Regions from separate parts of the Homo sapiens genome. Here region 1 is linked to region 2. A link is a loop called in an ENCODE intact Hi-C map of the cell type or tissue named here. Cell type or tissue: MCF 10A. All regions are shown on one strand. Links, peaks and the distances in the headings refer to the core of each region. The heading gives the core; the rest is flanking DNA. Region 1 holds the start of LOC124900965 (a long non-coding RNA gene). Region 2 overlaps LIFR (LIF receptor subunit alpha).

The links. Hi-C counts contacts between places; a loop is a spot of excess contacts. Peaks named below come from ENCODE experiments on the same cell type or tissue, not always from the same donor. Only the 100,000 strongest peaks of a DNase experiment are listed, where the experiment ranks them.
Region 1: a loop joins it to region 2, with 4 times the contacts of the local background. A loop is called at or near these places in 9 of 110 quality-filtered maps.

Annotation. Positions count from the first base shown.
Region 1 is chr5:38,437,075-38,453,496 of GRCh38, forward strand. EGFLAM (EGF like, fibronectin type III and laminin G domains) reads left to right here. Exons shown (of 22, transcript NM_152403.4): 17 at 1,201-1,381; 18 at 11,227-11,305; 19 at 14,241-14,384. All of the region lies in intron 1 of EGFLAM-AS5 (EGFLAM antisense RNA 5), which reads right to left. LOC124900965 (a long non-coding RNA gene) reads right to left here and starts at 9,172. Exons shown (of 2, transcript XR_007058738.1): 1 at 8,999-9,172; 2 at 8,006-8,523. RefSeq lists a silencer at 4,929-4,978. In MCF 10A, for the core only: no CTCF peak of the experiment used is centred there; DNase peaks (open chromatin) are centred at 8,407 and 9,227.
Region 2 is chr5:38,533,271-38,538,270 of GRCh38, forward strand. All of the region lies in intron 1 of LIFR (LIF receptor subunit alpha), which reads right to left. Among named protein-coding and RNA genes, the nearest start is that of LIFR, 21 kb to the right of the region's middle. In MCF 10A, for the core only: no CTCF peak of the experiment used is centred there; a DNase peak (open chromatin) is centred at 2,171.

The DNA of each region.
Region 1 (16,422 bases), core at 6,452-11,451, 90 kb before region 2:
AAGGGCTGGTAAAGTTGGATCCATTTATTTGGGGCTAGGGAACCCAGTAGCCCCTCCTCATAATTTATCAGTTTCACTAGAGTCACATTGCAGGGCAGAAGGTGCAAGGGAGCTCTTGAGCACCAGTAAATCCATGCACAGTGGGGTAAAGAATGCGACCTGTGTTTCACTTTTGTTTCTTAAGTGGGGAAGGGAATGTGCAGAGGGAGGGGATTCAGGAACGTCAGGGAAGGAGGATAGCAGGAGTGAGTGGGACAATCGGGGAGGTCCAGCTGATGGAATTTTAGGAGACTGCTTGAGAACATTAGTTGGAAACATAAAGGAGTACACTAGGAAGTGTCTCTGGATTCCACAGCCACCGGGAGCCAGGGTGCCCTGTTTGACTTCCGCCTCCGTAACACTGTGTTTTGCACTCTCCCCACTCTGCTTTATATACCAGTGTCTCCCAGCCTGGGCTGCATCTTCTGAGGTGACTCTCAAAAACTTTTTAAAGTTACTGACGACTTGGTCTCACCTTCAGAGATTCTGGTTCAATGGGTCTGGGCGGGTCTGGGCATTAGTATTTCTTAAGAGCCCGCCAGGTGGTTCTAATGTGCAGCTGGGTTGAAATCCGAACTTTGTAGTTCTTGGGACTTCTTTACAACCTAACCGAGTGGCCAGTCTTCCGGAACCAGAGGAGCGCGTCACTCCGCAGATTCTCCCAAGTGGATCAACTTGGGATCACTTCAGCTCCTGCATAGATGACAAGACTATGAAAGTAGAAACTAGGCCTGGCGCGGTGGCTCACGCCTGTAATCCCAGCACTTTGGGAGGCTGAAGTGGGCGGATCACCTGAGGTCAGGAGTTCGAGACCAGCCTGGCCAACATGGTGAAACCCCATCTCTACTAAAAACAAAAATTAGCCGGGCGTAGTGGCGGGTGCCTGTAATTCCAGCTACTTGGGAGGCTGAGGCAGGAGAATTGCTTGAACCCAGGAGGCAGAAGTTGCAGTGAGCCAAGATTGCACTACTGCACTCCAGCCTGGGCAACACAGAAAGACTCCATCTCCAAAAAAAAAAAAAAAAAAGTGGAAACTGGACTTAAAAAAATTTTTTTTCAATCTCCCTATGTGTAGCTCAGGTTAATTTGCCAAGGGAAGCTTTAGAAGACTACAAAGATGTTTCTTAATTCCTGAATTTCTTTATGTTTTTCTCTCTCAAGATCATCCTGAATGACCGAACCATCCATGTGAAGCATGACTTCACCTCCGGAGTGAATGTGGAGAATGCGGCCCACCCCTGTGTGAGAGCCCCTTGTGCCCATGGGGGCAGCTGCCGGCCCAGGAAGGAGGGCTATGACTGTGACTGCCCCTTGGGCTTTGAGGGGCTTCACTGCCAGAAAGGTACGCTCAGGGGTCTGAGGCACAGCTCCCTGGAGGGAGTGGAAGGAACGGACAGCCAATTGGGGGACCACAACTCTTAATGGAAGAGTTGTAACAGTGGTACAACCATAGTGGTTATTTTGATCAATTATTTCAATAACTTATTAGATGATTATTTATAAACTACCATAATTCCTTAATAAGAGTTAAATGCTGAAATACTTCTGCTAACAGTGAGTAAATAGGTTCCCCACCCTCTGCCCTGGCTCCTTCCTTGAGAATCACCTCATAGTCTAGCAACCCAAGAGTTAACCCATAACAGAGTAGGGGTTTCCAGGACTTTTGCATCTGAGCCACTCCCAGAGCCTATCCTGATAGATGAATGCCTATGCTTTGTAGACTGATAAATATTTTAACCCCTGTCTGTGCATGCTGTATAAGAGAAACCTTGCCCAAATATGCAAAAACACAAATTATACATTAGTTGCTCCAAACTAAAGTATGCATAACCTTCTGTATAGTGCTATTTTTTAGGCTATCAAATTGCTGTGCCTCAGTTGTCTCAACTGTAAAATGGGAATAATAATAGCAGTATTATTGTGTGTCTAACACAGAGGGTTATAGTATTGACTAAATGAGACAATGGATCCAGAACATTTAGAAGAGGGCCTGGTAAGTACTCAAGCAACCAACAAATACTGGTCATTATTATTCGTGGGGAGAAAAATAAAATCCATTAGCAGGTGCTGTGGGCTACTCAGTTTCCATCTTACCCTAGACTGAAAGCCAAGGCAGGTCATAGACCATGAGACCCTGCTGGACTTGCTTTCTGTACCTGCTTATGGGAAGCTGAGGACACGGCCCTGGTATCTAGAATAGGCTTCCCACATATATCCATCATGTTGGGCCTTCATTTTTCAGTTTCAGTGTGGCCTTTCCTGCCCAGGAACTTAAAAAAAAAAAAAAACAAGCCTGGAAGAAATAAAGCAATGAGCCTCTGAAGGAATGTGCACTGTCTTTCTTATTTCCAGGTTGTTGATTTTTATCAGAATTAGGGCTTAGAGGAAAACTATAAATTACAGGTAGGTATGTTGGTATATGGAATGGTAGGAGAAGTCATTTTGTCATTTTGCAGCAGTCTTGGAAAATATGAAAGATGCCAATTTGCCAGTTGGAAGCCTTAGTAGTATTTCTTATGTTTAAATGAATTTGAAATCTACATGGCAAATCTTCCTTGTATTTTTAACAAGGGAGGGTAATTGATTCATTTGTGAATTATCCTGATTAGAATCCTAACAAGCAAATTGCTGTTTAGCTAATAGGTTGTACTTACAGAGATTTAGCTGAAGAGTGGCTCATTCATTCAGAAAATTGGGTTTGGATTTCACACATCAATGTTTGAATTTACTAAGTCTCCAATTTTACCACAGGAGCATCCAATTTGTGCTTGCCGTATATCTAACATTAATGGTCAATATGTAAATCCCGGACTTAGATGAACATTTAGCACTGGAAATTAAAGGGAGAAAGAAAGGATAATGTGTGATCTTGTTAGCCCTCATTTCCTGCTGCAGAACATTAGTCGTAACAGGGATAAAGTGCTCACATTTATAGCTTTGTAACTATAGGTTCAGGTTCAATGAGAAGCAAATCTTACCAGAATGTTGGGGCAGATCCCAGTGAGCACCTGGATCTGGCAAGATCTGTGGGAATGGATGACGGCAGAGGGAACTGCAGGACATTGGGGACTCTTTTCCTGCAAAGCAGTCTAGAACCAAGATTGGAACCCAGATGAGCCAGCAGCCACCCTCCATGTTGAATTAGTATCAGATTGTGTTTTGAAATCAAGATACTGCTTCTGGGAAGATGGCAACCTTTCCAAATCCTGGGAAGGTTCATATATCAGAGGTATGGCCCCTATCCCATAATTTCCTTTCCATCATAATGACTGGAGAGGATTAATGGGGCTCTGCAACAATTTTTCCAGCTCCAGCAGGTACCAATTGTGGGCAGTTGCCATGCCGACTGCTCTAATATTGGGGAAAACATTTAGTCCCATTGTAAAGATTGGAAAGAAAAGGAAAAGAGATGGGCGATTATGTTGTTCCATAGAGATGCAAGAGAATACATAGAAAGTTTGCGTAAATCCTTGGTTTGAAAGACCAAGAATGGTGAGAAGCCATCCTTGGTTGTCAGAAAGAATCCTGTCTCATCCAGCAAGGTGATTTTTAGCCTCATATATTTAAAAGTTGGGGTTTTTTTCTGCCTCATAATCAAACCATGTTTCAAAACAAGAGCCTGTTCCCAGTATTCCTACAGAAGTTAAACCAGTCCTTTTACATGAAGCAAAATGGTATAGAAATAACCAGCACCAGGGCTCATCCAATCCATACCAAAGGGCACCTTCTTTATGAGGAATTTTGTTTTCTGGATCGTCAGTGAGTCTGGGTCTTTTTCAGCCTCATCAGAGAGTGTGGCAAGTGAGTTCCACAAGGGCCGTAGTTGGACAATTTGACACTTGTTCCCACCTCTTGGTAACCCAGGAGAGCAGGGGCCAGAAACTCAGACAAATCCTGGAGCAGTTCCAGGCACTTGGACTACATGGTGGTTTCAGGGCCCCCGCTTTTCCCTGTGGGGTTGGGGGCAGGAGCAAGAGAGCCTGACCCAGACCAAGGGGTGCACTGAGCTCCCACTGAGCATCTGAGATGCTCTTGGGATGCCACAGGCTTCCTGTAGCAGTGGCCACTGCAGAAACTCAAACCTGTCTGTCCCACCTGCAAGACCCACCAGGACAGGAGAAGCCAGAGGTTCTTCTTACTCCCAGCTGTGACTTCAGGTGCCAAGAAAAAAACATAAGGTTTGACCTTGGGGGTCCCCTTGCCTTCCATTTGGTGGTTTCAGTTTCAGGCATCTTCTCCACCCCATGCACTACCCCAATACCTAGGCCCCCTTTTTTCTCAACAAGGCCTTCCCCATCAAAAATTACTTCCATACTTAGAGATTTCTTTCCTTTTTTCTTTACTTGCATCCAGTGGACCCATCCTGTGTCCCAGTTCCTCAGAGCTTGTGTATCTAAGTAAGTTACTAAAATGTTCTAGAAGAATTTCACAAAGCTCATGTAAAAAACTAAGTTCTGAGGAATATGAATCGCTGCTTTGTACACACACACACACACACACACACACACACGCATTCACGTACACGAAATGGGAGGAGGCTTCTATGGTGAAATACATTTGGATAATCCTGAGTAAACAGACAATTCTCTCTCTTCTGCAGAATTTCTCAGAGCCTTTGCTATGCTCTGAGCGTCTAAGAGGTGAGTACAGGACACAGATGTTTTCTCTGGGTTCTCCCAGTCTATAGTGGACAAGTCACCTGGGAAACTAAGCTTTGGCCCTTGCTTCCCTTCCCTGTGTTTCTAGAACAGCTTCAATTCAGACTGTGCAGGATTCCACAGGCCACTAGATGGCGGTGTTTCTCTGTAGCAGGTGGCCCCGCATAAGACAGAGCCAATAGCTGTTGAGACAAAGCTAGGCCTAGCGCCTGTACTCATCAGGGGCGCACAGTCCTCAAGTAACCAGTGCTGCCTGATTAATACTGACCTACCACACATGCAACATTTAGGGCATTTATGTTGTGTTTACTTGAGTCACATCATGTTCCAGGGTCTGATTTGGGTGATTTTGTTTGTTTGTTTTAGGTCCCAGTGTATATATATAAAAAAAGCTTCTGTAAATATAAGAAAACTCTGTATATAAAACCACAAATTAATAAAACACATAAATTATGCATGCTAAAGGGAATTTCTCTTTAATATAATTTAATATATTAAATGTTATGTCATTTATTATATTAAAAATTAATATACTAAATTTTTATATTTAATATCAATATATTATTTGATTTAAAATATTAAATTATATTAACATAATATGTTAATATTTAATACTAAATATGAAATTTTAATATATTAATTATTTTAATATTTTTAATTTAATATATTAAAATATGTTTAATATATTAAAAATAAGTCATTTCAAATTAATTGGAAAAGAGAGGTTATTTAATTATTGTTACACAAGTAATTCGGTTGTTATATAGGAAAAAAATTTCAATTGCGTTTATCTTACAGATGAATTAAAGAGTGAAACATGCAAACATACACATTAAACAAATACCCAGACTCTTTTCGCTGCAGTCCTTCAGCTAATGACCATGTTGGCTGTTCCCAGTCCCTCATTCTGGTCATTTTCTCTTTTAGTAATTGGAACTTGTAATAGCACAATTCTAAGATGGTTGCCAAGATTCCTGCACCTTTGTTAGGGAACCAGGAGCATAGGAGAGCCAGGGTGACAACATTAAAAAAAAAATCAACTCCATCTTAAAACTAGCAAGGTACATTCCTTGTCAGTCACATGGTCATATAAGATGTCTATGGCTAAAGAAGCAGCTTAGTAATGTCTGCAAAGACAAACCCTAGGACAACCAAACATTCAGACGCCCTGATATCGCATAACAATATATACTTTTAAGATGATTAGAGTCAGGCCAGGCGCAGTGGCTCATGCCTGTAATCCCAGCCCTTTGGGAGGCTGAGGCGGGCGGATGACCTCAAGTCAGGAGTTTGGGACTAGCCTGGGCAACATGGTGAAACCCCATCTCTACTAAAAATGCAAAAATTAGCCAGGTGTGGTGGTGCATGCCTGTAATCCCAGCTACTTGGGAGGCTGAGGCAGGAGAATCACTTAAACCCGGGAGGCAGAATTTGCAGTAAGCCGAGATCGTGCCACTGCACTCCAGCCTGGGTGACAGAGCGAGACTCTGTCTCAAAAAATAAAAAATATAAGATGATTAGAGTCATGCTTTGATGTATTTATGCACTAAAATGCGAAGGATAACTTCCTTTAGAAAACATTTAAACCAACTACATGAGCCAAATTCAAGGGGATTTCTTTTCTGTGGATGGTATATCATTAAACACCCCCAGAATGGGAGATCTGGGGGTGTTTAGTATAGATGTTGCTCTTTAGATAGTTGAAGGGCTGCTAGTTTAGGGAAAGGTTTTGTTTGTTTTTCCTTTGTGGCTACCGTCAGCATACTATAATAAAGATCTCTGTACCTAGTAGAATGGTCCAGCACGGGAGCGTGCCACCTTGTGGAAGAGTGAGCTGCTCATTGTGGGAAGTGTTTGCTCCGGCAGGATGGGCATCCATCAAGGATGCTGCTGAGAGGAGCCCTGGTTGTTGGGGAAGTTAGCCTTCCATGCCCACAGGGCCCTTTGCTTTGCTAAGGTCCCGTGAACGTGGGAAAGAAACCGTGGTCCCTTCAACTCTTTTTTTTTTTTTTTTTTGAGATGGAGTCTAACTCTGTCACCCCAGGCTGGAGTGCAGTGGCGTGATCTTGGCTCACTGCAGCCTCCGCCTCCCAGGTTCAAACTATTCTTCTGCCTCAGCCTCATGAGTAGCTGAGATTACAGGCATGCCCTACCATGCCTGGCTAATTTTTGTATTTTTAGTAGAGACAGGGTTTCCCCATGTTGGCCAGGCTGGTCTTGAACTCCTGACCTCAGGTGATCCACCCGCCTGGACCTCCCAAAGGGCTGGGATTACAGGTGTGAACCACCACACCTGACCAACTCTTTATAGTCTATTGGGAATTCCAAGCTCCTCAAATGGAAAATTTGCTTTGCCTGGACTGCAGGGCTTCTGGCTTGGAGGCTGCTGTCCACTGGGGTGTTTTTCTGTGTGTGTCACCATATGGCACAAGCTTTTAGATATAAATGTAAGAAAATGAAAAAAACACATTTCAACTAATCAGTGAGGCCATTGCCACAGAAAAAAGGCAATGTAGAAAAAATTAGGTATACTGGAAATGGTAGAGAGAAGTGGGGAATAGGAAGAGATTTGTTAAAGGATACAAAATTACAGGGAGATAGGAGAAATAAATTCTGGTGTTCCACAGCACTATAGGATGACTATAGTTAACAATAATATATAGTTTCAAATAACTGGCAGGAGGACATTTGACTGTTCCCAGCACAAAGAAATGATACATTTTGAGATGGGATGGATATGCTAATTACCCTGATCTGATTACTATATATGTATCAAAACATCACTATGTACCCCATAAATATGTAAAATTATTATGTGTCAATTAAATTTTTTTCAATAAAATAAAAGCAAAAAAATTAGGTATAGGGTTAGGTTAAAATATAATCATGTTGGCCAGGCGCAGTGGCTCACACCTGTAATCCAGGCGCTTTGGGAGGCCCAGGCAGGTGGATCACCTGAGGTCAGGAGGTCGAGACCAGCCTGGCCAACATGGCGAAACCCCAACTCTACTAAAAATACAAAAATTAGCCAGGCATGATGGCACATGCCTATAGTCCCAGCTACTCAGGAGGCTGAGGCAGGAGAATCGCTAGAACCCTGGAGGCAGAGGTTGCAGTGAGCCGAGATCGCGCCACTGCACTCCAGCCTGGGCAACAGAGCAAGACTCTGTCTCAAAAAATAATAATAATAGTAATGTTTACAACATTTAAACCAACTACAAAGAGCCAGAAAGGGCTCAGTGGTCACTTCAAGCTCTGATGATTTTGGATGTGATTATTTGTCCCTATATATACTCACTTAAATGAAGCATAGTTTGACTATTTTTTATTCAGTGGTGTTATTTCTCGAGGGTGCCTCTGCCTTTGTTAATCAGAAAATAACCAGGGGTCTGGAATCTTGCAATGGGGGGTGGCGTGGGAATGAGGGCGATATTTTCCACTAGGGAGAGAGAAGAGGCAGCTAGCTGGCTTATCATTCCTTTTTCACATGCAGCCTACAGCCAAGAAAAGTAATAATCATTGACAAGGTAAGTAACTCTTGAGCAAGGAGCTGTTTCTCTAGATTTAAAAGAAATGCAGATTGTCAGTTGAAGGTGAGGGAGCCTCAGAAGTGTCAGACAGCTGATTCTAAACATCTTCTTGGTCCACCGCCACGCCCACCTTCAATAAGCCGAGAAGAGGTGAGGAGGCGGGTGGCTGGGTGCCAATCATGCTGAGGAGAGATTTCCAGTGGTTCCCCGCGGGGCTCATATTCACATTCCCTAAGAGGACGTTCTGGACTCTCGGGCAGAGCTTTGTGAGAGAAACAAGGCTGGCTTCAAGTGATCTGCAACCAGAGTAATTGGGATTTGACAAGGACTGTGAAAGGCTGACTCTCCCTGTTCTCTTTCATGCTGGCACCGGGCAGAGTGTGGGAACTACTGCCTCAATAGTAAGTACAGTAAGTCCTGTGAGAAACTGCGAGAGCGCTCTGGGCTGGGGCAGGCCAACCGCATGCAGGGGGACCCGGGGTGAGTGGTGTGGGAGCTGGGACATGCCTACGCGTGGTGGGAAGCCTCCCCGCCGGCCAGCCAGAGGACACTTCTCTCCTGAGCTGGGGGCTGAGCCGGCAGCTGCTGGGGGCGCCCACAGACCCCCTCGGAAGCTCATGTGCAGAGCCGATGTGTGGCAGGCACGTCCCAACCCTTGCAAGGAGTTCAGGGGAAAGATGGCTGTTGGCCACAGGCCCACCGCCACGGGCCAACAACAGCAGGGACAGGCCCTGGCGGTACCTCTCCCCCGTGGGGGTGAGCCAAACCCACCAGGGACTCCTTGGTTCCGTTTAGCTCCGGGAAGGCCTCCCCCACCGCTCAGCTTGGATCTTCTCTCCTCCTTCTCCCTTCCCAGCCATGGTGTCCTGAAACGAGGGGCCGGCTGCCCCGGCTGAGAGCTTCCTTCCACCTCCTCCATTTTTGCAGTTCCCTGCCGCTGTATCCTCCTTCTCCCTGGCCTTTCTGTCTATTCCTCTGGGTCTATTCCCTCCCCTCCTTTTCCGGCGCCGCCTTCTTTCCTTTTCTGTTTCCCGTCCTTCCTTGCCCGGTGGCTGCCTTCTCTCCCGGTTGTCTTCCTCGGCACTTTCTTTCCTCCTCTTCTTGCTGCAGCGTCCCTTCTTTCTCATTCATGCCACCCGTTTTCCTACTCGGCTCCTTTCCCGTCCTCTTGCCATTTTGCCCCCCAACTCTTTTTTCCTCCCTGTTTCCCTTCCTCGTCTCCTCTTCCTCCTACCTCCCTTAGTCAGAAGGGAGTGGCTGGGGGTGCAGCCCCAAACTAAGTGACAAGAGCCTTCATCTCCGGCCCTGCTAGGTCCTTGCAGCCTCAGGCCCTCTTCCAGGGCTGTGCTGCTTCAGAGAACCACAGAGCAATTTCTTGGGTAGTTACCTCCAAAATTGTCTTTTAAATTTTCTGTTTCGTCCTTTGCTTTTCTTGTTTTCTTTCCTCTCTTCCTTTCTTTTTTAGTTTTTATGAAAGGCTCTGGGAAGCTGCCAACATAGGGACTTGTACTTGGGGGCCCATTGTCATAGGCTTTGCTGTTTCCGCTCTTTTTTTATGTTTGAAGGTTAATCTGTACGAATTTTCATAGTATCAAATAATTCTACATTTCCTCTCTGGGGTGGAGAGTCCTTCGTTCAGTGTCTTCTTTGCACCAACCATGTATTTTCGTGAAGCTATAACGTGTTTTATAAACCTTCTTATTCTCCCTCATTTTGTACATTTCTTTGAATTTGAGATTTATTCTACCTTAATTTCTTTAAACCACCATTTCTGTATCTTTCCAAAGAGGAAAGAGATATTGCTGTTATTTCTCCAGCAGAAATCCCCTAGCCTCATCCCCCGTTCATGACATCACACACAGCTACTTAAACTCTTCTTTTGCTAACTATGTGTAAAAGGGTAATTCCTCAGGAAAACAAAGTGATGAGAGTTTGGGAGGAAGAAAATGCATTTCTAAAATATTGGAAAGTTGAGAGGGGGCCAGAAGCCAGAATTAAGAAGAGCTGGTCAGTTTCAAGGCCTAGTGCTCTCTTAACTACGTGATCTCAGGCAAATCCTCCATGCTTTCTACTCCTCACTTTCTTCTTCCATAAAATGAGAATAACCAACCCTTCCCTTCCCCCATACTACCTGCTACTTCATGAGATTGTAGTGAAGATCTTGTGAAATAGACCAGGCACAGTGGCTCATGCCTGTAATTCCCAGCACTTTAGGAGGCCGAGGCGGGTGGATCACCTAAGGTCAGGAGTTCGAGACCAGCCTGGCCAATGTGGTGAAACCCCATCTCTACTAAAAATACAAAAATTAGCCAGGCTTGGTGGCAGGTGCCTGTAATCCCAGCTACTTGAGAGGCTGATGCAGGAGGATTGCTTGAACTCAGGAGGTGGAAGTTGCAGTGAGCCAAGATCGCGCCATTTCACTCCAGCATGGGCAACCAGAGCGAAACTTTGTTTCAAAAAAAAAAAAAAAAAAAGATCTTGTGAAATACACTGGAAAGTGATCAGAAATGCGGGAGTCCAAGCCTCATTCATAGTGCTTTAGAGTCTCTCGAAGTCCTAGCTTAAAAGGTTCTGCAGCAAATTAGCTTTCAAGAATCCTAGTGGGCCTTATTTAGGGATTTGTTTTCTCTGCCTCCCTAGGAGAACATCTGGGGTTATCCCCAGCTGCTCCCCACATGGCCCAAGAGCTGCTCTTTGGCTTCCAAGAATAATTGGGAACAGTTCAAGTTTCAGCACATTGTGAGGCCTTCTCAGCAGCGCTGAGGCCAGAGGCAGGGACAATACTTCCCCAGGAGGGAAAAATGGGGGAGAAGCCAACCCCAGGCCATGGGGTTGGGCAACTGTGAACCTGGCCAAATATGCGTGCAGCCGAAGGGAAGGGGCTGATGAATTGTTAAACATCCTATTTCCAGGAGCTGGGTGTTTTCCTGCCATGTGTGTGAGTGCAGGGGTCAAGAGAACCACATACTATGTAACCTCCTTTTTCTGTTCTGTCCCAGCGATCATAGAAGCCATTGAGATCCCGCAGTTTATCGGCCGCAGTTACCTGACGTATGACAACCCAGATATCTTGAAGAGGTAATAAGCTTCAACAGGCACCTTCCTCAGCTTTCTGGGGGTAAATTTCTCTATATCTTTCTCAGGGCTTTTTCTTATATTTCATGCCAGAAGATAATTCTCAAAGAAGACCATTCAGCCATGGCCTCAGGGGAAAAACACACACAACAAGAAATAAACATAGAAACTAGAGCAAAATAAAACAAAAAACAAACTAAACTTGAGAAATTGACCTTTCAGATAACCCTGTTACAAAAGATCCAGTATCTTTCTGGTCAAAGGGCCTGGAGAGAGAGACACGACTGGTCCCAGAGTTTCCAGTATTCAGGCTTCGAGAAACAGTGAGAATGTGATGTTCCTGAAGCCTGAGTGATGACTATGATTCTGTGAGCAGGGCAGTTCCGTGCTGTGCCGTGGCCAGAGTGTGCAGCTCTGACCTGGGCCAGCAGCAGAAGGACAGACAGATCCAAGCCCATTCCCTGCTGAGTCCATACCTACCCTGCGTCTTCATCAGCAAAGGTCTCTTGTCCTCTTCAGGCTCTGGCCAGTTCAGTGAGAGGCTTCTCAGCTCTCTTCATGTGGATACAGGGAAATGCCCAAGTCACAGCCATGGCATCTCACCCCTGGTGGCAGAAGTCCCAGCCCTGGCCTGGAGTCCTCGCTCTTGGTTTGGAATAGCCTTTGACATGGCAAAATCCTCAACTCGGTCAAGCTTGTCTTTGGCACTTTCAGTTTGCCCCTTATCTCTTTCTTTCCCTTCCCCAGTTCTTTGTGGTTTCTAGTGTGCTATTCCCCTTTCTGCTCCCCACACAATCATTCTGGGATTTTCCTTCCTCTTCAGATTGACTGCATCTTAACACACAAGGGCAAATCTTTAAGCGAAAGGCATCCAGTTCTTAGGGTGGAGTTTGGTGGCTTTTCAGGGAACAAAATGTGGTTGGGAGGAATTCTCCTAGGGCATTGGATGTCCCTGGTAACGCCCAACACACACCAGGCAGACACTGCTTCACTTCTCTAATCCCAGGTTGTATTAATCTACGTTGTCTTGGCATGGGGACTTAGGTAAAATGGATTCCCAGCCAAGAGAGACCGTCCTCCTTCTTCAGCCCTTTCTCTCCAAAGATGGAAGGTCATTCAGTCCCTAGAAAGCAGTGACAGCGTGAAAGGGGCCCAAGCCTTCAGTCTCTGGGGGTTAGTGAGAGACCACTAGGTGGTTTGGGGGAGTAGAGGGGCTTGATGAGAGCAGGAGACATGAGGCCCAAAACCACAGCTACCTCAAGGGCCATAGTGTGTGTGTATGTGTGTGTGCGCATGCATGTGTGTGTGTGTGTGTGTATGTATATGAAAGTATAAATGCATGTGTGTGAGGCTGCAGGTAAAAGTCAAGTTCAGGGTCTATTTCAGTCAGATATCTTTGGTGCCAAGTAACAGAAAGTTCAGCTTAAAATGCCTTACCCATGAGGGATATTTACTATTTCATATCACAAGGAGTCCAGACTTACACTGGATCTTGGGTTGATTAATTAAGAGAAGCAGCTGTACCCTCAAATATTCCAATCTCATCCCTATTTCTTGCTTGCTGTCCTCAGCGTCTTCTCCAGAGGCCACTCCCCAGCTGCCCATAAGCTGCACATAAGATGACTCTGACTACATCCAGTGGAAGTCCAAAAGACTTTTTTTCTCATATGACTCTTTTTAAAAGAGAAGGAATTCTTCCCAGAATTGTATCTCATTGGACAAAAGGGATATGATTGTGTCTCTTCTGTGCTGCCACATGCCTGCCCCTAAACCAATCACTGGCAAGAGAAATGAGAACCTCTTGATTGGCTTGTAACCAATCAATATACCCAAGGCAAATGGGAGAGGGAAGGAACCTGAGCGAAAATCTGGGCAAAGCAGGTCTCTAGGGAATGGGTCAGTGCTAGATTGTGCTGAACCTGGCCTGGGGGGCCTCGCTCTTCCCTCACTGTTCTGAGGCCCTGCATGGGAAATGCAAACTTGGTCTCTTCCTGACGAGCTCAGGCTCTGGGAAGCCTAGATAATAGTTCCCTCCACTGTTCACGATTGAGGACACTGCAGACACAGACCCAGGTGTGTGAGACAGACAGAGGGATGGCTCAAGTGACTAGAGAATGGACAAAGAAACTTTTCCAATGACATTATGCTAGTAGCAATGTTAAATTATGTTTCCTCCTATCTCACCCTTGATTCAAGGACCTCAGCCTTCCTCTTTTCTCTGTGCAAGATGAAACACTGATCACACTAATAAGAATGAATTTCTGAACTAGTCTATTCCCAAGCATTGCTAAGAGCATGTCAGCCTGTGAACCTATTCCCAGCCGTGGCTATAGAGCATGGAGCTGGCCTAGCCTGAGCACCCCTCCTTTCCTCGAAGCTTCCTGTTCTTCTCCACCCTGGCTCTGCCTCAACACCACTCCAGACCATTCACTATCAGGCCTTGTTCCTTTGTCTGAGACGCCATCGCTTGGGTATTTTCCCTGTCTAGACCTTGTCCCCAAGGACAGTCACCGGCCAGAGCTGGCCATCCACAGCCGTGGTCCTAGCCCAGAGTGGCTGCCAATTTGAACCTCTTGGTAATTAGGAAACACACTTTCTGTTGGGGAATGGGGCCCCTGAGTAGTAAAACAGGAAAGAGAAAAGAATGAGGTGTGTATGGGGGTGCAGCCTAAGCTGTGACATTGGCCATAGTCTTGCTAATCTGTCACTCAGCAAATGCTCTCTGGTGGGGTTCACAGTGCTTGGGGAGAGAGACTGCTGCTGAGTGAGCAGTCCAGACCTTTAGACCCGTGGTGCGACTCGTGGTAATGAAGTAAGTGTCAGAAAGTGCCAGACTATCCTTACATCTGGTTCCTCAGGGCTGGCAGACAAAACTGGAATTACTCGGAAACAGATGTTGGTGGTTGATTTGGTGGACTTATTTGTGTATTTCCTCCAGGGTGTCAGGATCAAGATCAAATGTGTTCATGAGGTTTAAAACAACTGCCAAGGATGGCCTTTTGCTGTGGAGGGGAGACAGCCCCATGAGACCCAACAGCGACTTCATTTCCTTGGGCCTTCGGGATGGAGCCCTCGTGTTCAGGTAACCCCCTCTCCATCTGCCTTCAGCAGCACCTTGCGATTTTCTCAGACATTGCAGATCATGCCAGAGTGATTCAGAAGGGAGCCAGAACACAGTCTGCTGGAATTGGCTGAAGCCTGAAGCTTCAAGGCTTATTGGAAGCTCCTGGTCTTTCTTTCCAACATTCATCTTATAGAGCAGCAGTCAGCAAACTATGGCCTGCAGGCCAAATCTGACCCACCACTCTTTTTTGTAAATAAAGTCTTGCTGGGGCCGGGCACAGTGGCTCACGCCTGTAATCCTAGCACTTCGGGAGGCCGAGGTGGGCAGATCATTTAAGATCAGGAGTTTGAGACCAGCCTGAGCAACATGGAGAAACCCCATCTCTACTAAAAAATACAAAAATTAGCCGGGTGTGGTGGCAGGCACCTGTAATCCCAGCTACTAGGGAGGCTGAGGCAGGAAAATGGCTTGAACCCATGAGGCAGATGTTGCAGTGAGCTGAGATCGCGCTACTGCACTCCAGCCTGGGTGACAGAGCAAGACTCCATCTCAAAAAAAAAAAAAAAAAAAAGAGTACAGCAGTATTCCAACAGGACTTTTTTTTTTTTTTTTTGAGACAGGGTCTTGCTGTTGTCGCCCAGGCCAGAGTGCAGTGGCGCAATCTCGGCTCACTGCAACCTCTGCCTTCTGGGTTCAAGTGATTCTCTTACCTCTGCCTCCCTAGTAGCTGGGATTATAGCACGTGCCACCATGTCTGGCTTTTTGTATTTTTTGTACAGACGGGGTTTCACCATGTTGGCCAGGCTGGTCTCAAACCCTGACCTCAGGTGATCCACCCGCTTCGGCCTCCCAAAGTGCTGGGATTACAGGCATGAATCACTGTGCCTGGCTTGTACTCTCTCATTTATATATTGCCTGTGGCCATGTTCATGCTACAATGGCACACTTGAGTAGCTTCAATAGGAACTGCATGGCAGAGCCTTAGGAATTGACCGTCTAGCCCTGTGAGGAACAATTCTGTGCCCTTGTTCTAGTGTGTTACTGCTGCATGTTCCCTACTCATAAATTAGGAAGGGGCAGAAAGAAGACTTGGATACTGCCAAGCACAAAGGCCAAGCATAGAAGTGAGTACTCAGCCTAAGACTCAGCAGCTCAGGGAGGTCTAAAACCCTAAGCTCCAGGAGCCCTGACTTTAAATTCTGACTCTGCTCCCTGTTAGCTGTGTAGCTGTGGGAAGGAGAATCCCTGCTTTCAAGTCTCCTGCTGCCAGAGGAACAAAGCACAGATTCATGTCTCAATAGATCCACCCAACATGAGAGTTTTGTAAATACTTCTTGGGTGTTACCGATAACGCAGTGCCAGAAGTTCTTCCCTCTTTTAAGTGAATTTAGACTGTTTCCAAATTTGTCAAATGCATAGCTATGAAGTGGTTAAAGAATTACCTGAATGAGTTCTCCCCACTCTTCTTACCAGATTGGGTGAAAGCTGAGCTTCCAAGGGGCAGGGCCTGTCTCGTGTAATATCAAAACACTTCTCTAGAGATTGTCATGGCACATCCTCACATGAGGTTAGACATCGCTCATCTAGACAGTGGCTTTCCAAGTGTGGTCCCCAGACCAGCAGCCCCAGCATCACCTGGGAACTTGTTAGAAATCCACGTTCTCAGGCCCCAACCTGATCTACTGAACCAGAAACACTCTAGGGGTGGGGTCCAGCAATCCGTGTGGTAACCGCTTCCCCAGACGATTCTGATACCCTCAAAGCTTTGAGTTCCATGGGGGAACTCATTTCTTGGACTTCTACTTCTTAATTCACCCTCTGATGACTAGCTCAAGTGTTTGCTAAATGATATGAAAGTAATTGAATTGAAATAGACAAAGCAGGGATCACTAAACAGTGGAGAAGCTGAAGACTTAATTCTGGGGCTTCTGTTGGTCCTGTGCTAAGATTACTGACAGCCCAAGTAGGATAACAGAAATCTTTCTGTTTGAATAAAAGGCATTTTGAGAGGAAATGTCACTTGTCCAATGTTATGCTATTCCCTAAATAGCAGAGC
Region 2 (5,000 bases), core at 1-5,000:
AACCCTTCTGCTAAAGAAAAGTAATCATGCAGAATAAATCTGTAAGACTGTTGAATGGAAAGAAAAATATCTGGTTCTATTTCTTTACACATATGCTGACTTCAATCTTAGACCATCATAAAGCACAGGCAGAACTTGAGCCTGGGGCCCCACATGGCAAAGTTCAGTCCTGTCAACACGGGCCCCTGAGCTTTTAAAGGCCTTGTTTGTGAAGATGAGTGTTCACACATGTACTTTGACTTGTATTTTTCTCAACCTTGAGAATTCTGGTTCCAGTGTACATGAGGTTTAGGGCTTTTCTGCCGAAGAAAATTAGAAAAAAAGAGTTGAGAAAAGTAAAGCTAAATACCAGAAACTAGTCCCAACACATTTTGTTGCTTATTTTGTCTCTGTTCCCCTGTCCCCCAACCCCTCTCTATATACATAAATATGGTGGCGGTGGTGGGGACAGGTAGGTAGAGACAGATCAGGAAACGTGACAGAGAGTGAGTTAGCATGTCCTGCTGGCACGAACCTAGCCTGGTGGCACTGAGGCCTCCAGCCTTGTGTGCAGAAGGAGGCCTCAGGCAACACCTGCACAGTCAGGGTGAAAGGAATCAAGACAGCCCAAAGCATCTTTTATCTCAAGAATCTATCTTTTTGCCATACAATAAGATGACTCCCTTGTCATTAATTCTCAAAAGAAATTAAATACTAAGCTGGAACACTCGAGGGAGAAAAGACTCTGAACTACTGTAAAGGTAAATAAGCCTACGAGTGGGTCACCCATCCACAGGAGTGGAGATGCTGGGAGTTGAGCAAAACAAGTGCAATCACACAGGCAGTAAACAGTACCCGCACTGCTCATTTGTATTCTTCCTAGTGTCCCTTTCTTTACTGTTTCCTAGGAGGAAACATCAACATTGTTTAAAAACTTTGACCAGCAACTATTTTCCTTATCCCATTTCCCTCCCACAAGATCTTAAATTCCTCCAGCATTAGCTCCCAGTGAAGAAGGCTTTTCAGGATCATAAACTCTGCAGTTTGGTAGACTCCATTGTGTTATTGAAGTGAAGTGTAGGGGCTCTTCAAGTTAAAAGAAAGAAATACTTACGAAAAACATACACTTGGCCAGACTGAGAAGTTCTATCTGGGAAGACTAGACTGCACAGGAAGGCATGAATAGCTTTTCAGAAAGAGGGAAGCTGGAACAAAGTGATGTTTCAAGGAGATTAACTAGGACATAGCTGCAGTAACAAAGATGTATGCAAAATTTATCAGTATATAGGTCTAGTCCTAGCAAAAATCTAGTCCTCAAAGAGCCCACATAACCCAGCACAAGGAATCTGAAAAGACTGATACCAAGATGCATCACTGAGAATATCAAAATATCTGTATCAAAGATGTTACAAGTTTCCAGGGAGTGGAGGCCATACACAAGGGCTCAGGAATAAGAACAACATCAGAATAAATTAGTCAAGTCAGGCCTCTGTGACTTGCGGTGTGAGTGTGGACAAACCCCCATTGTAACACAGGGATGGTGACAGCACCACCTCCAGAGCAGGTTACGGGTGTACATGAGACACTGGGTGTGTGACCCATAAATATTCTTGAGAAGGGGAGGAACACACCAGACTTTTTAGCAATAAAAGCTAAAAAGAACACCTTCCAAAATACAAGTGAAAATTATTTTCACACTTGAATTCTATACTCAAACTGTTGAGTGGATAACATATATTTTACAAAGACATGCAAAATGTCAAAAGATGTATCACCTTCCGTGTACCCATTCTCTGGAAGCTACTGCAGGACATGACTGACCAAAATGAGGTACAAAACAAAAAAGAACAAGAGAGAAAATATACAATCCATACAACTGGAGTCAGAACCTAGAAAGAGGCCTTGCACACTGCCTCTGCTGTGTGTCCGGGCCACACTAAAATGGCTGCCATTCCACAGCTGCCAGACCCTTCAGGACTCCTTAGGCCAGCACCCTTTTTCCCTTCTTGCTAATTTCATCTGCACCCTCCTCAAGTCAGCAGTGATGCTCCTAGCAGGAGGTATGTTTGTCATTGCCTCTGAGAGTCCACAGGTTAGATGCCATCTGCTGCTGCTTCCACAACACTTTAATTATATTTATGTCATGGGGTTGCACAATTCATGTTCCATAGGCCAAATCTTACCCGCCTCTTGATTTTGTAAATCTTCCTAGAACACAGCCACGCCCACTAGTTTAAGTATAACCTATGACTACTTTCCCATGACAATGTTAGAGCTGAGTGGCTAGGATAGAGATTGAATGGTCCACAAAGCCTAAAATATTTACTGCCTGGCCCTTTACAGAAAGAGTTTGCTGACTTCTGCTCTACTGCTTCACTTCCTAATCTTATAATTCTCCCTACAGACCGTCAGATCCTTGAGAGCAAACACATCCGAGTTCACTGTAACCCTCAGTGTCCAAGCAGTACCTGGCACAAAGCAGACACCAAAAACTCTAAGCCAGCTGGCTGAATGAATACCAAGGCACAAATTATTATATGCCCACACAGTATACTTTCATTGTTAGGCTGCATGCTAACCCAGGTACTGCCAACACTAGGAACCCAAGTTAAAGCTCTGGCTCCCAAACTGCACTGAGGCACCCCAAGACACCAAAGCAAACTGACAGAGCTATCACAGAATATCTAAGTTTTTGAAGGAAATAAAGTGACATCTGTCCAACACTCTGAAAACCGTTAGTTCAAGGTAGTCCACAGTTTCAATATTTGCTCATGCTACATTTTTTTGTGTGACATCGTATCTTTATCTTTGGTGAAGAGAGGGAGGGACTAGTAATTGCTGGGATAAAACACAAGTACTACCCAAACAAATCAATGTAGAAATGGAAATGAGGGTGCTGGTTTCCAAGATTTGGGAAGCTATGCAGTACTCAATAGCTTCACACATCTCATCAGTAATTAAGGTTTTTTAAGAATGAAATAAAAATACTACCATAGACCCTTCATATCCCAGGGTTCTGCAACCACAGATTCAACCAACCTTGGATTGAAAATATTCAGAAAACAAAACCAATAAAAGACAACAGTACAACAATAAAAAAACAGTAAAAAAAAAAGTACCGTTTAACAACTGCTTACATAGCATTAACACTGTATTAGGGATGATTTAAAGTAATCTAGAGATGATTTAAATCATATGAGAGGATAAGCACAGGTTATATACAAATACCACACCATTTTATATTAGGGACTTGGCATCCAAAGATTTTCACATCTGTGAAGGTCTTGGAACGTGCCCCCACAGAGATAGAGGGACAATTATATTTTTCCTTTTAAGTGGATACACGTTATTTCTTCAAACTGCTACTAAAGTGCTTGATCATAAATACTCATTAAATTGTTTGGACCCAGCTATTTCATAAAGAGAACTGTTAGGTAATTCTTTTGACTACAAGCATCATAAAAAACATTAACAAAACACGACGGGCACTGTGAACTATGACAGTCTGGGGACCTGAGTTAGAGGATAGCTTGGCTGCTTAGGGATTCCACTGTATCATACTTCAATATGCGTTCTGCATGTAGGAAAATAATATTGAAATTTAACATTTGCTACATTATAAAGACAAATCTATCACTGTGCATAATGCAGGATATTCATTCCCCAAAATAACTTTTTGGTCTATTATTCAAATAGAATAATCTTGTCAATTTTTTTTTCTTAATTCCTTTGCATTTCCTGGGAACTTTTAAAAATAGACTGTCTTCCAAAGTTTTTCTTTTTCAGGATCCTCCATGTCAGTTTTAGTAATCTCCATTGCAGTGTGGACTTCCCTGTTAATTCAAGAGCCAGTCCATTATGAACCTCAGCATGTCAAAACAAGTTTGAATACATCACTTCCATGCTTAAAATCCTCCAAAGGCTCTCCACTGTTTCAACACACAGTTCCAGTTCCATACTGTGGGCACAGCCCTTCGAGACGGCCATGAACCCCTTCCTCTCCATACCGCAGCAGCTCCCCAAACACTCCACATTCCCTTTGGTCTCAAGGCCTCTCCCAAAACCACTGCCTCCAATGGAGTGCCCCCTGCAATGTCTCCTATATTTCCCATTCTTCCATCTTTCGGGACTCACGCTATCATACTTTAGAGTAACATCTGACTACTCATATCCCACTTCAACTACGCTATAAGAGTGACTGGTATGTAACAGTCTTCAATAAATATAAAAGTCTACCAAACGAATGAACTTGTTTCTTCCCTTTTAACGATGAAGTGCTCTATTATTAAACAACCTGAAGAACATTCCTCCAATAAATCTTTAACATGCAGGAAAACATGACGAAAACTTATCTCTAAAAAGAAACAGGAACATCTCCATTTCCCAGTACTTCTCACTAATACCAAGGATTGTCTTTAAAAAAAAAAATTATTCTGTTGGGCCATAAATGGCATTTCTTTTTATTGCGTAATTAAAATATCCTTTCATATGTTTATTGATAATTTGCAATGCTTTATTTATAAGCTGTTTATTCTCTTTTGCTCCTTTTTCTAATTGGGCATTAATCATTTCCTTAATGATTGCTAAGAAAAAAAATCTTAATATGCATATTAACTCTGTTACATACATAGCAAATAGATTCCCCAATCGCTTTTACTTTCCAGTGAGTCTTTTGTTTAACTCTTACTAGATCAGATTTCTCTATTTTGTCCTTTGTGGTTTCTAACCATAAAGGTTTTTCTCATGCCGGGACTATGCAAATTGTCCTGATGTTGCCTTCAAGTACATTTAAGGTGTTTCACATTTTAAGCTTCATGCCATATAAAATTAATTTCAGTGTACAGTTGAGTCAAGGACCCACCTTTTCTGTTTCCCTCTAAGTGGTTACCACTTATCCCAACACCACTTATTAGGTAATCCATTCCTTCTCTCACTGACTTGAGATGCCATTCAGATTCTATTCCTACTTAGCTTCCTTGGTGGGACTCCTTAGCCTACTGCTCCTTCTATCCTTCACTTCC